Linked DNA regions of Homo sapiens: region 2 is linked to region 1. Evidence: chromatin loops called from intact Hi-C (ENCODE). Cell type or tissue: Caco-2. All regions are shown on one strand. Each heading gives the region's core, and the rest is flanking DNA. Links, peaks and the distances in the headings are about the cores only.

Region 1 (6,049 bases), core at 661-5,660:
CCTAGATCCTGAAATCCCAGAACAGGGGAAGGGAGGTTGCTGGGCTGTGGTGCAGGTGCACAACAAGAAAGGTTACATAAGTATGGCACAGAGAGAATTTCAGGACCCACACCCCCAAACCCAGGCCTGGAAAATGTGCCTTTGCTGAGTAGCAGAACTCATACCTTACGTGGTAGGGTATATTGTTTCTGGATGCTGATGGAACTTTTTAAGATGTAGATAAATTCCCAGGGGCCCTTTTAAGCAGACTCTCACCCTGGGAAGACTGCTGATTATCACAGCTGCAGAAGGGGGACCCCAGGAAGCCCAGGTCTGTGTCTTTGGTAAGTAAAAACATCACGCAGAGAGCCTGGAGGATTTTTATTAAGCAAAAGATTCACAGGTTACCAAAATAATATAAAAGCCAAATTTCATTTAAAACACACAACTGTAGGAAACCTTCCATATAACCTCAAGATCCTCACCAATTCATTTATTGCAGAAAAGATGCTAAAAATATTCCAGGTCTATAGAAGAAGTCTGGAAAAAAATCCATAATTAAATTTTGGAATTTAGATGATGACAGGATGTAGAATAAAGAAAGACTCAGAGATCTTTAGGGTTGATCAGGCGTGGCCATATGGAGGAAGCGATTTGGGGAATTTTATTTCCAATGTGTTGGGAACATAATGGCAGGGGAAGATGAAAGATCTCAGGAATGTCTACAGCAAGGCGTGGACTGGAATAACCACACATGCCAAGTGAGGCTGCTTCACCCTCACACCTCGAAAGGAGCAATTCTGGCTTACAGTCAGTCTTGGTCTTTATACCCTTGTTTCTTCTGGGTCAGATTAAGGGTTCCAGAATGTTCTGCATACTCCCAAATTTTCTTTCTAAAGCAAAGTCTGCCCTACTCTAGGAATCTAGGGTCTCCCAGAGATCCTGTTACTCAGGAAAGATACTTGCATCCTGGGGATTCCTGGGATTCAAGCCTTTGGTCAACGGGCTTCAGTCTCTAAATTCATATTTTGATGAGTTCAGTTAGTCAAAAAGCTGGGGATCAGAAGTTGAAGCCCAGGAGTTCGAGGCTGCAGTGAACTACAGTCATGCCACTACAATACAGCCTGGGCAACAGAACGAGAGACCTGTTTCTAAAAAAAAAAAGAGGATGAAGAACAAAATAATTTGCAATGCTCATAAAACACACAGGGGGAAAGGAAGCATGTGGCAGAGAAAAGCACAGGAAATAGTAGATACAAGACAGGTTGAGATAAGATAATAGAGCTTAGTTTACTCTTTATACTGAAGGTAAGTAATTAGAAACAACAGGTAGATTTTTCTAGCCCTTTCTACTCATATACAACTAAAAAAAAAAACATGTTGAGCAGTCAGAAACACAGGACAGTTTCTTTCTCATAGTTACAGAGAGAACCGCCCCCCTCATGTTAAATCTGAATCGAGAAAAAAAAAATGCTGCCCCTTTGCAGAGATGAGGAACAGGGAGGGAGGCAGAGAGGGAGGGAAGGATGGAGGGAAGGAAGGAGGGAGGGAGGAAGGGAAGGGGGGAGGGAGGAAGGAAGGGAAGGAGGGAGGGAGGGTGGAAGGGAAGGAGGGAGGGAGGGTGGAAGGGAAGGAGGGAGGTAGAGAAGGGAGGGAGGGATGGAGGGAGAGAGGGAGGGAGGGAGGGAAGGAGGGAGGGAGGGTGGAAGGGAAGGAGGGAGGTAGAGAAGGGAGGGAGGGATGGAGGGAGAGAGGGAGGGAGGGAGGGAAGGAGGGAGGGAGGGTGGAAGGGAAGGAGGGAGGTAGAGAAGGGAGGGAGGGATGGAGGGAGAGAGGGAGGGAGGGAGGAAGGGAGGAAGGAAGGGAGGGAGGGAAGGATCAACGGCCACAGGACATGACACTTGCCTGTCCCAGAAGGGCAGCTTTGCCATGGCCCATAATTCAAAGTGGCTGATACAGACTAAATAAGCCAACGTGCTGTGAGCACCTACTAAGCCCAAGATGTGGAAGCTGTGGGAAATACAAAGATGGATAGGGTATGGCTTCTTGATCCCGGGCTCACGATCATCTGGAGGGAGCCAGATCAGATTAAGAATAAGAAGGAAATCCAGGCTGGGCACCGTGGCTCACGCCTGTATTCTCAGCACTTTGGGAGGCTGAGGTAGGCAGATCACCTGAGGTCAGGAGTTTGAGACCAGCTGGCCAACATGGCAAAACCTCATCTCTACTAAAAATACAAAAATTAGCTGGGTGTGGTGCCGGGCGCCTGTCATCCCAGCTACTTGGGAGGCTGAGGCAGCAGAATCACTGGAACCCAGGAGGCGGAGGTTGCAGTGAGCCAAGATTGTGCTGCTGCACTCCAGCCTGGGTGACAAAGTGAGACTCCACCTCAAAAAAAACAAAAAGAAAACAAAGTAAATCCAGTCTTTAGGGTCATAATAAACCAACCCTAAGGATGCCAAACCAGGTATTCAGGAGAAGAACAGCAATCTGCTCAAATGTAACCCAAAGGCAGTAGCTCTCAGCCCCAGCCAGCCTGCCACATAGACATCGTTTGTGATTGTGGGGGTTGCCAACTAAGAACACCAAATCACAATCCCTTTCTGCCCCCTGGTAGCCCACAGTCCAGTGTTTCACATGTCTGAATGTTCTCTGGTATCTCAAGCAACGTGTGAGCCTAAGAGTAAGAACTCCCTAGATTCAAATTGTGACTCCCCCATCTACTGTGTGACCTTGGGCAAGTTACATAACCTCTCTGTGCCTCAGTTACCTTATCTGTAAAATAAATACCTTCTTTGCCACATTGTTGAGAGAATTAAGTGAGCCAATACTGCAAAGCATTGAGGAGAGTGTCTGACACATAGTAAGCGCTTAATAAATGTTAGCTACTTTTATACCAAAGTCCTCTATTTAGGAAGTCCTTATTGTTTCTTATCAGCCAATACCTTCACAGGAATGAGCAAGAAGTTGTATAGGCTGAAGAGGGTGGAGGTGGAGACAAGTGGAGTGAGGAGTTAAAAGCATGGCAGAAAACAAAAAGCTCTCTGTTTCTCAATGCTGCTGGGTATCTGTCACCATGGTGATTTGGGGCTGGGACTAGGGGAAGGTGCACAATGAAAGCAGCTGCCTGGGCGCCTCTCAGCCCCACCCTGGTTCTGGCTCATCTTGGCACTCATACTGGTTTCCTCCTAGGGCCTTTCTTTGGGTTTTCCTGGCATCCTCTTTGATGACATAGGAAAGAACATGGACAAATATATGAGAGAAATAAAGAAAAGTTAGAAAACTAGTTACTCACCAAACATTCCGTAAAACTACAGTCAATGTGGGAGCCCAAGAGTGATGCCCACTTTCAAACACCGCTGCCCCCACCAGTGACTCAGTCTAGAACAAGTAGAGTCTGAATAGAGAGCACCCCCCATCAGCTCCCACTCCCGCCCCACACCGCGCTGAGAGAGCTGCCCAGGGTGGGTAAGAGTTAGGAGGGACTGTCTGGTCAGCCGCGGGGAGCGTGTCAACCTCATTTAACCCTGCAGAAGCATTTCCCCCTTGTTTGTACTTAGAACAAACCAGGAATCCATTCTTTCACAGAGCACTGCTCCTGTCCTGAGCTGGCCGCTTGCCTGGTAGCCAATCGAAATGTCTAGCCGCCCCCTAGTGGTAAAGGTTTGTGCCATGGCTGTAGAGAAGGCACCTAAGATCCTGAAAGGTGATGGGAAGGGTGTTTGAGAATGCGCCTTCTTCCCCCTCCTGTGCAAATGGATGTGCCAAACATTTGCTGCGCCAGGGGCCACCTTGGCTCACTTCTCTGCCAGACGCTATGGTGGGAGGTGAGATGCTTGCTGGGCAGAGACCAGATTTAATTTTCTGCTTGTTTCCATAAGTAAACTGTCTATCCCTTGTCAGAGCTTCTCCTTAAGCTCTTTCTGCATCAGGGTGGTAGACACAACATCTGTGGATGCTTTTGATTTCTTGTTTGCCTAGGAACTAACTGGAACCTCTGTGAAGATGGAATGTGGTTTTCTTTCCCTTTCTTTTGGTCCACCTGTCAGTAAGGGGACAGGAGGGAAACCCTCAGGGCTGGCTCATATCTTTAAGGCAGCCCCTGAGTGGTATTCCATGTGGATTGGCTCATTGGTCTTTAATTTCCAGGCTTAGCTTGATCGTAGATTTTAGACAATTTATACTTAATGGTAATTAACAAACACCGATCATTTGAAGGAGTGTTGCTTGGTGACTAAGAGCATAGGCTCTGGCGCCCAGACTACTCAGAATCAACCCTCATCTTTATCACTTACAAGCTGTGTGACCTTGGGAAAACTCCTTAACTTCTCTGTGCCTCAGGTTTCTAATCTGTAAACAGGGGTAATAAGAGAAATTACCTGATAGGCTTACCCAGAGGACTAAATGAGTTAAATTTGTAAAACCCCTGGAGTAGAACCTGATACATTGTGAATGTTGTGTTAGTTATTAGGAAAGTTGTTGTTATATGTCATGGATATCAGTAATTATTATGTTTATTATTATTATGCATTATTAGACATATCACTTCCTTTATCTCCTCCACAATCCTTTTGTTATCCCCATTTCACAGATGAAGAAACTAAGGCAGGAAGTTGTTAAGTGTCTTTCCAAAAGACTGTGTCAAACGGGCCCAGCACTGAGGAGTTCACGCAATCCATCATAGGAGTTCAGAGAGTCACAGGGTAAGCTCATGATCTAAACAAATATCTGTGAGGAAGTGTTATCAGTCCTCAGACAGAAATCTGAAGAGGGTATTGTGTGGTGGATAAAATAGGGAGGCCAAGAGGGGAAGGAAGAGTCAGGAAATCCATGGATAGAAAGGGGAAGAGAAGGGTGAACAGAAGAAATATTGTGAACAAAGGCAAAGATGTGGGAGGCAGCAAGGGATGCTCTGCAAGCACGGTGAGTGTTGGTTGCAGTGAGAAACAGGATGAGCTGTGTACAGTGACTCACGCCTAGAATCCCAGCACTTTGGGAGGCTAAGGCAGGAGGATCGCTGAAGCCCAGGAGTTCAAGACTAACCTGGCCAATGTAGCGAGATCCCCGTCTCCAAAATATTTTTTTTTAATTAGCTGGTCATGTTGGCTCACATTTGTAGTCCCAGCTGCTTGGAGGGTGAGGTGGGAGGATTGCTTGAGGCTGGGAGTTCGAGGCTACAGTAAGCTATGATTGTGCCACTGTACTCCAGCCTGAGGGACAGAGAAAGTCCTTGTTTCAAAAAAAAAAAAAAAAAGAAAAAAGAGAGAAAGAGAGAGAGAAGCAGGATGAGATGGGATTGAGAGGAGAGGAGGAGTCAGATCAGCCCTTTCAGGCTGGGCTGCACTGTTGGACTAGAAGCCCATGAGCAAAGGCTCTCAAATAGGGAAGTGACATGAGAGAGCCAGAAAATCCACTCGTCTGCCCTCTTTTACAATAACTGATAAAATTCCTGATGTGGAGTAATAGTTTTGAATTTTATTTTAATTTTATTGAGACGGAGTCTCGCTCTATCACCTAGGCTGAAGAGCAGTGGGGCAATCTGGGCTCACTGCAACCTCTGCCTCCTGGGTTCAAGCCATTCTCTTGCCTCTGCCTCCCGAGTAGCCAGGATTACAGGTGCCCACCACCACACCTGGCTAATATTTGTATTTTAGTAGAGACAGGGTTTCACCATGTTGGTCAGGCTAGTCTTCAACTCCTGACCTGAAATGATCCAAATACCTTGGCCTCCGAAAGTGCTGGGATTAGAGGTGTGAGCCACCACACCCAGCCTGAATTTTTTTAGAACACACTGGCCCTTAGATTTAGAAGTATTGGTGGTCAGCATCTCTCCTCCACTGGCCATTTTTCTAGTTGGTTCTTACCAATTCTAACCTGACTGTAGATGAAAATGGAAACAAAATTAAAAAAGAACAACCAGGCTGGGCGCAGTGGCTCACACCAGTAATCCCAGGACTTCGAGAGGCCAAAGCAGGAGGGTCACTTGAGGTCAGGAGTTTGAGAACAGCCTGGCCAACATGGCAAAAACCCATCTCTACTAAAAATATGAAAATTAGCCAGGTGTGGTGGC
Region 2 (6,049 bases), core at 293-5,292, 520 kb before region 1:
AAAAATACGAAAATTAGCTGGGTGTGGTGGTGGGAGCCTGCAGTCCAAGCTACTCGGGTGCCTGAGGCAGGAGAACAACTTGAACCCGGGAGGCGGAAGTTGTAGTGAGCTGGGATCGTGCCACTGCACTCTAGACTGGCGATAGAGTGAGACTCCGTCTCAAAAAAAGAAGAAAAAACAAAAAACAAAAAACAAAAACCTTTCTCCTCACTGTGCACAGAGCTGGGTCCATAGTAGATTCACTAGTTTAGTTCAGGAAAATAAGCTTTCAGGATAGAGAGGAAGGATAGCCCCTTTCCTGGAATTAAATGAGACACCTCTAGCACTTAGCCTACTTCAGAGCCCTCTTCTGGTCATGTGGATAGATCACTGTGTGCAACTTCAATTAGTCACACATAGATTCACCACATTTCAGCAGCAGAAAGAGAAAAAAGTTATTATACCTAAATTAAGTCCTTTGAGACCCTGGTTGATAAAATTCTTAAATATTATACTGGAAAATATTTCCCAGCGTCTCTCAACTAATTCATTACAATCATTAGGAAGTAAAATTGCAATAGCAACTAGTTTATTTTGACTGAATCAGTTGGTGAATTCAGTCATGCAATCCATAATCATGGTTAATTAAATTTTAAAATATTCAAATTGGGTTTATATGCTCCTGTGGCCAATGCTTACTTTAAGTCTCCCTTTGTTCAGTTCCAACTTCCGCTCTGGGAAGTTTCTAGTAATAGGCACAGAGCTGTAACAGAGCATGCTGCAGACATCTCATTAGGTCTTAGACGGACCTGCTGAGCCAAATAGGAACCCAGGTTATTACACTTCTTTTAAGAACTGGGGCCAGGTGTGGTGGCTCACGCTTGTAATCCCAACACTTTGGGAGGCTGAAGCGGGTGGATCACTTGAGTTTAGGAGTTGGAGACCAGCCTGACCAATATGGTGAAACCCTTTCTCTACTAAAAATACACAAATTAACTGGGCATGGTGTTGGGTGCCTGTAGTCCCAGCTACTCGGGAGGCTGAGGCAGGAGAATGGCGTGAACCCGGGAGGCGGAGCTTGCAGTGAGCCGAGATCGAGCACTCCAGCCTGGGCGAAAGAACGAGACTCCGTCTCAAAAAAAAAAAAAAAAAAAAAAAGAAAGAAAGAAAGAAAGAAAGAAATAGGCTGGATAGGGGGAGCATACAGAACCTGCAGTTTTGTTCACAGAAGCAGATTAATTGTGAGAGCCATTATGCCCATAATATGCCACTGGTTAGTCCTAATATTCCCTTGTCGGAGGTTCTGAGCATGACGTTGAAAATCGTCTTGGTGGACGCCGGCCATTTCTCCAAACCTGCACCTTCATTTTACCTACTTTGAATCTATGCCAGTTATCAGTGCCTCATCTCCAAATCCACTCTTCTTTGTCCTACTTTGTGCTACTGGAGATGGACCCTGGAATATGTCTCCTCGGCCAGTGCAACTGGTCCTTGATAGAGGTGAGAGAGTGGGAGAGATATTAAAAGAGGACAGGGCTTGTTTTTCCCTTTCTGGTACCTTATTTTTCTTGCTCTTTCGGCATAGCCATGGCTGCCAGCAGGTGGCTTCCTTGTTTAGGAATTTCACTGATTAGAAGTAAGAGACAGCTGAACCTTCGTGGGGCCATTCATACAAGTCCCTATTTAGGGAACAAAGCGGGCAGCTTTCCTGCCAGTGGGGCTAGGGATACTGCAACCCAAGGTGGTAAGCCCCAATAGCACCCACCATGGGCAGTTTCCTGCCAGCCCGTCCTGGCCTGTGGCATCTCAGCAAACTTCTCCATCCAGTGGGCCATCGATCCGTTGTCTCCAACAAAGTAAGTCTCAGCCATGGAGTGGAGCTTTTTCCAAGTTTGTTCCTTCCTCGAGCACTCTTTCAGCCCCTTCGTGGAGTGGTTGTACTCTAGAGATGCTATTTCTGTTTTTGTTTTTCATTTTTTTGTTTTTAGATGGAGTCTCATTCACTCTATAGCTAAGGCTGGAGTGCAGTAGTGTGATCTCAGCTTACTGCAACCTCCACCTCCCCAGTTCAAACGATTCTCCTGCTTCAGCCTCCTAAGTAGCTGAAGGCATGCACTACCATGCCCAGCTAATGTTTGTATTTTTTAGTAGAGATGGGGTTTCACCATGTTGGCCAGGCTGGTCTTGAACCCCTGACCTCAGATGATCCACCCACCTCGGCCTCCCGAAGTGCTGGGATTAGAGGAGTGAGCCACAGTGCCCGGCCTATTTCTGTATATTAAGAGTTATCTTTACCTCTCTTAGAAGGTAATCCTTCATTAGTAGTTAATAACTTTGATGTTAAATTGTCCCAGTAAAAATTACTTGTGTGGTGTCTGTTTTATGGCAGGACCCCAGCTTTTGTAGCTGCTGCTTCATGAGTAGATCATCCTTGCCCTTTGGTCCAGGCCGGCTTCAACTATTCTGTTTGGACCTTGTCTTAATTTGTCTTTGGACTTTGCTCCTTGGCATTGATAAAGAATTAACGCTATGCCTTAAAATTCCCCCTGAATTGGTTTAAGCAGGTTTCATAGCTACGTGAAAGACCATCATCTTGGTAGCAGCATCTACCTTCCCCATCTCTATCCCTCACCCCTGCGTGTCCAGGAAGAGTGATGAGTCAAGTTCAAAAAGTACAAATAAGATGATCTGTCTACAAAGCTGTATGAACTGCAGAAGTATAAAGTACCTGTTGACTCATCACTCCTGTTTGAAGGGATGCAATTGAAATGGTTCTTGGAAGCATCCTGTTGCTGCTTTGGTGCATAGAGGCTGTGCAGCTAAAAGACGCTTAGAACATGTGTGTGAGATTACAGAATGGTAATTACCATTGTTATCAGCATTTATTGAAGGCTTACTGTGAGCCAAGTGAAACTCAGAGATCGAGCAATATGCTCAAATGCATCCAATCAGTAAGAGGTGGAGATACCATTTTTTCTTAGGTTTGTCGTTTCCAGAGCACCCCTGCTTTTTTTTTTTTTTTTTTTTTTTTTTTTTTTTTTTTTTTTTTTTTTTTTGACAGGTCTTCTGTTACCCAGACTGGAGTGTACCACAGCCTCCCAAAGTGTAGGGATTACAGGCATACCCACCATGCCTGGCATAGAGCCCTAGATTTTAAGACCTTCCCTTGAATCTCTTCCCTGCCTAACAGGCAGCACTGCTACTTCCCTAGGAACAGACCTTAGCTGTAGGAGAGGTTTGCTTTAGGAGTCACCATTAGAACTGAGTTGAGTCCCACCTGTTCTTTTCAAACGAGTGAGAATCCATAGCATAATAAACCTTAGACGACAAGCTATAAAGCCAAAACAAGCATCTCATTATCAACTAGCCATTGAATCTGGTTAAGAGCTGTTTCAAAGCCATGGCCAGAATCTGGCCAAAAACCTTTGGTCTGAACATTTCCCTTGCTCCTTTGAGTATTTGCTTGGATTGATTTATTAAAGATCATTGGATTTCAGGTGCTGGGCATCTTTAGAGCCATATAACAAAATTTAGTTTTATACTTAGCTTTCACGAGTTTCACATGAAGACAACATAGAACAGGATCAAGGTAATAGAAAATATATAAAAACCATGGGTGTTAGGAATAAACAATTCAAATAAGGGTCTCTCCAGGGAGGAATAAGTGCAAACTGTTTATGCAACAGATATGCTTCTATAGTTTTGGGGTTTTACATTTAAGTCTTTTTTTTTTTTTGAGACGGAGTCTTGCTCTGTTGCCCAGGCTGGAGTGCAGTGGCGCGATCTCGGCTTACTGCAAGCTCTGCCTCCCGGGTTCATGCCATTCTCCTGCCTTAGCCTCCCGAGTAGCTGGGACTGTGGGTGCCCGCCACCACGCCTGGCTAATTTTTTGTATTTCTAGTAGAGACGGGGTTTCACCATGTTAGCCAGGATGGTCTGGATCTCCTGACCTTGTGATCTTCCCACCTCAGCCTCCCAAAGTGCTGGGATCACAGGCTTGAGCCACCATGCCCGGCCTACATTTAAGTCTTTAATCCATCTTGAGTTGATTTTTGTATATGGTATGAGGGAAGGGGTCCTGTTTTAAGTTTCTGTATATGGTTAGCCAGTTATCCCATTAATTGAACGGAGAGTCTTTTCCACATTGCTTGCTTTTGATGATTTTATTGACTATCAGATGATTGTAGGTATGCAGCTTTATTTCTGAGCTTAGAGAATCACGTTATTAATCACATTTTTCAAGAATATATATTTTTAAAAACATGCATTAGGAGAATGGCCCATTTTCAAGAATCACTGCCTAAATTCTTCTGCAAAGTGAATAATACCTGAATTATGTAAAGGAAATCTAGACTTTCATGTATCAAGTTTGCTTAAAGCGTGATCCCCTATAGCATTATATTTGTCCTATCTGGATCCTAAGGCCAAACTCCTCCCTCCAACCTCCCTATCAGCAACCCCTGTGACTTCTTGATAATATGGATGATCTAGAATTCTCTCCTTTTCGATTTATGATTTGGCTGGCATTCATATAAAATGTCAAACTGCTAGTTCAGATGTGAGAAAGTTGCATTTTTTTTTCCAAACTGTCTTTCATATACAGGTTAATTCCTGCAGTGACCAGAAACTAAGAGTGGGGGTTGAAAGCAAAGGAGAGAAATGAAATATACCAAGAAATCACAGAATAAGCATTTAATTATGACCCACTTATTATTTTCAACAGCATGACCCCTCTGGACAACATTCTTAACAACTTTCAAGTTTAATTTTACCTGTCACCACTCTCTCGGTGACTTCAAATCATCCCAGTAACTTTTACTTTTTCTTTGCCTCTCTTTGGTTTTTGTTTGTTTGTTTGTTTCTGGAATAAACAGTGAAAGGCCCTTTGGGCAAGTCCAGGTACTGACCTGCACAAAGTGAAGCTTGTAATAGGCAAATAAACTCCAGATAAATGAGATTCATTTCTTTTAACTGTTCATGACTTCAACTTGGCTTGCATTTCTACTTCAACAATATTTGATATACATCAGGTGTGAACATTGTTTCTTCTTTTGTTCTTGCAGCAGGTGAATAAGGTGGGATTTGAAATCAGCATGGCAGTGTCCAGTGGAAGAAGGGAGCTGAAGTTTCTTGAGGGTGAGTCATGTGCTACACTCCTTATCTTCATTAGTCCATTGGATCTCATGTTGGCTCCATAATATAAAGAAAGTTTATGAGCAAAGAAATCTGTGAGTGCATTTTTTCTTGTACTAACTGGTTTGTTACTCGCTTAGCTGTAGAGTTTGAATCTAAATAGAGTTAAAGTTATGGTTAGGATTCAGTTTAAGGCCAGGGACTCAGGGTCAGAATGAACTCTATTTTCTTTTTTAATATCAACTATTTAATCTTTTTTTTGTCTTTTTTTATTATACTTTAAGTTTTAGGGTACATGTACACAACGTGCAGGTTTGTTACATATGTATATGAACTCTATTTTCTAATGAGAAAATAGAATTGCAGAGAGATTAAGGGATGTTTCCCATGTCACCCAGTGTATTTGTCTTCTATACGTGCTGTAACAGATTATCGTGCACTGAATGGCTTCAAACAATACAAATGTATTACCCTGCAGTTCCCTAGGTCAGAGTCCAACATTGGTCTCACTAGCCTGGAACCAAAGTGTTGGCAGGGCTGTACTCCTGTCTGGAGCTCTGGCATGGAATTGTTTTCTTGCCTTCTCCAGCTTCTAGAGGAACCTGCATTCCTCAGCTCCTGGTCATCTTTGGAGCCAGCAACGGCAGGTGGAGTCCTTCTTACTTTGAGTCACTCCAACCTCCTCTTTAGCCTTCCTCTTACACTTTTCAGTGTATTTGGGATTATGCTGGCTCCACCTGGGTAATCTAGGCTACTCTCTCACTATATGATAGTCAGCTGATTGGAAACTTTAATTCTCCTTTGCCATGGAATCTAACTTATTCACAGACTTGGAGGAGGCGTACGTGGACATCTTTGGGGAAGGGGCTCATTACTCTGTCTACTCCACCCAACTGCTTTCTGAAGGGGTAAGGAACACACGAGTTTAAGCATTCAC

The links. Peaks named below come from ENCODE experiments on the same cell type or tissue, not always from the same donor. Only the 100,000 strongest peaks of a DNase experiment are listed, where the experiment ranks them.
Region 2: a loop joins it to region 1, with 7 times the contacts of the local background. A loop is called at or near these places in 6 of 110 quality-filtered maps.

What each region holds. Positions count from the first base shown.
Region 1 is chr10:25,110,912-25,116,960 of GRCh38, reverse strand. LINC01516 (long intergenic non-protein coding RNA 1516) reads right to left here and starts at 3,903. Exons shown (of 8, transcript NR_120649.1): 1 at 3,275-3,903; 2 at 256-349. RefSeq lists a silencer at 3,537-3,586. In Caco-2, for the core only: a CTCF peak has its summit at 3,633 (motif pointing left); a DNase peak (open chromatin) is centred at 3,610.
Region 2 is chr10:25,634,141-25,640,189 of GRCh38, reverse strand. No RefSeq gene overlaps it. Among named protein-coding and RNA genes, the nearest start is that of LINC00836, 15 kb to the left of the region's middle. In Caco-2, for the core only: no CTCF peak of the experiment used is centred there; no DNase peak of the experiment used is centred there.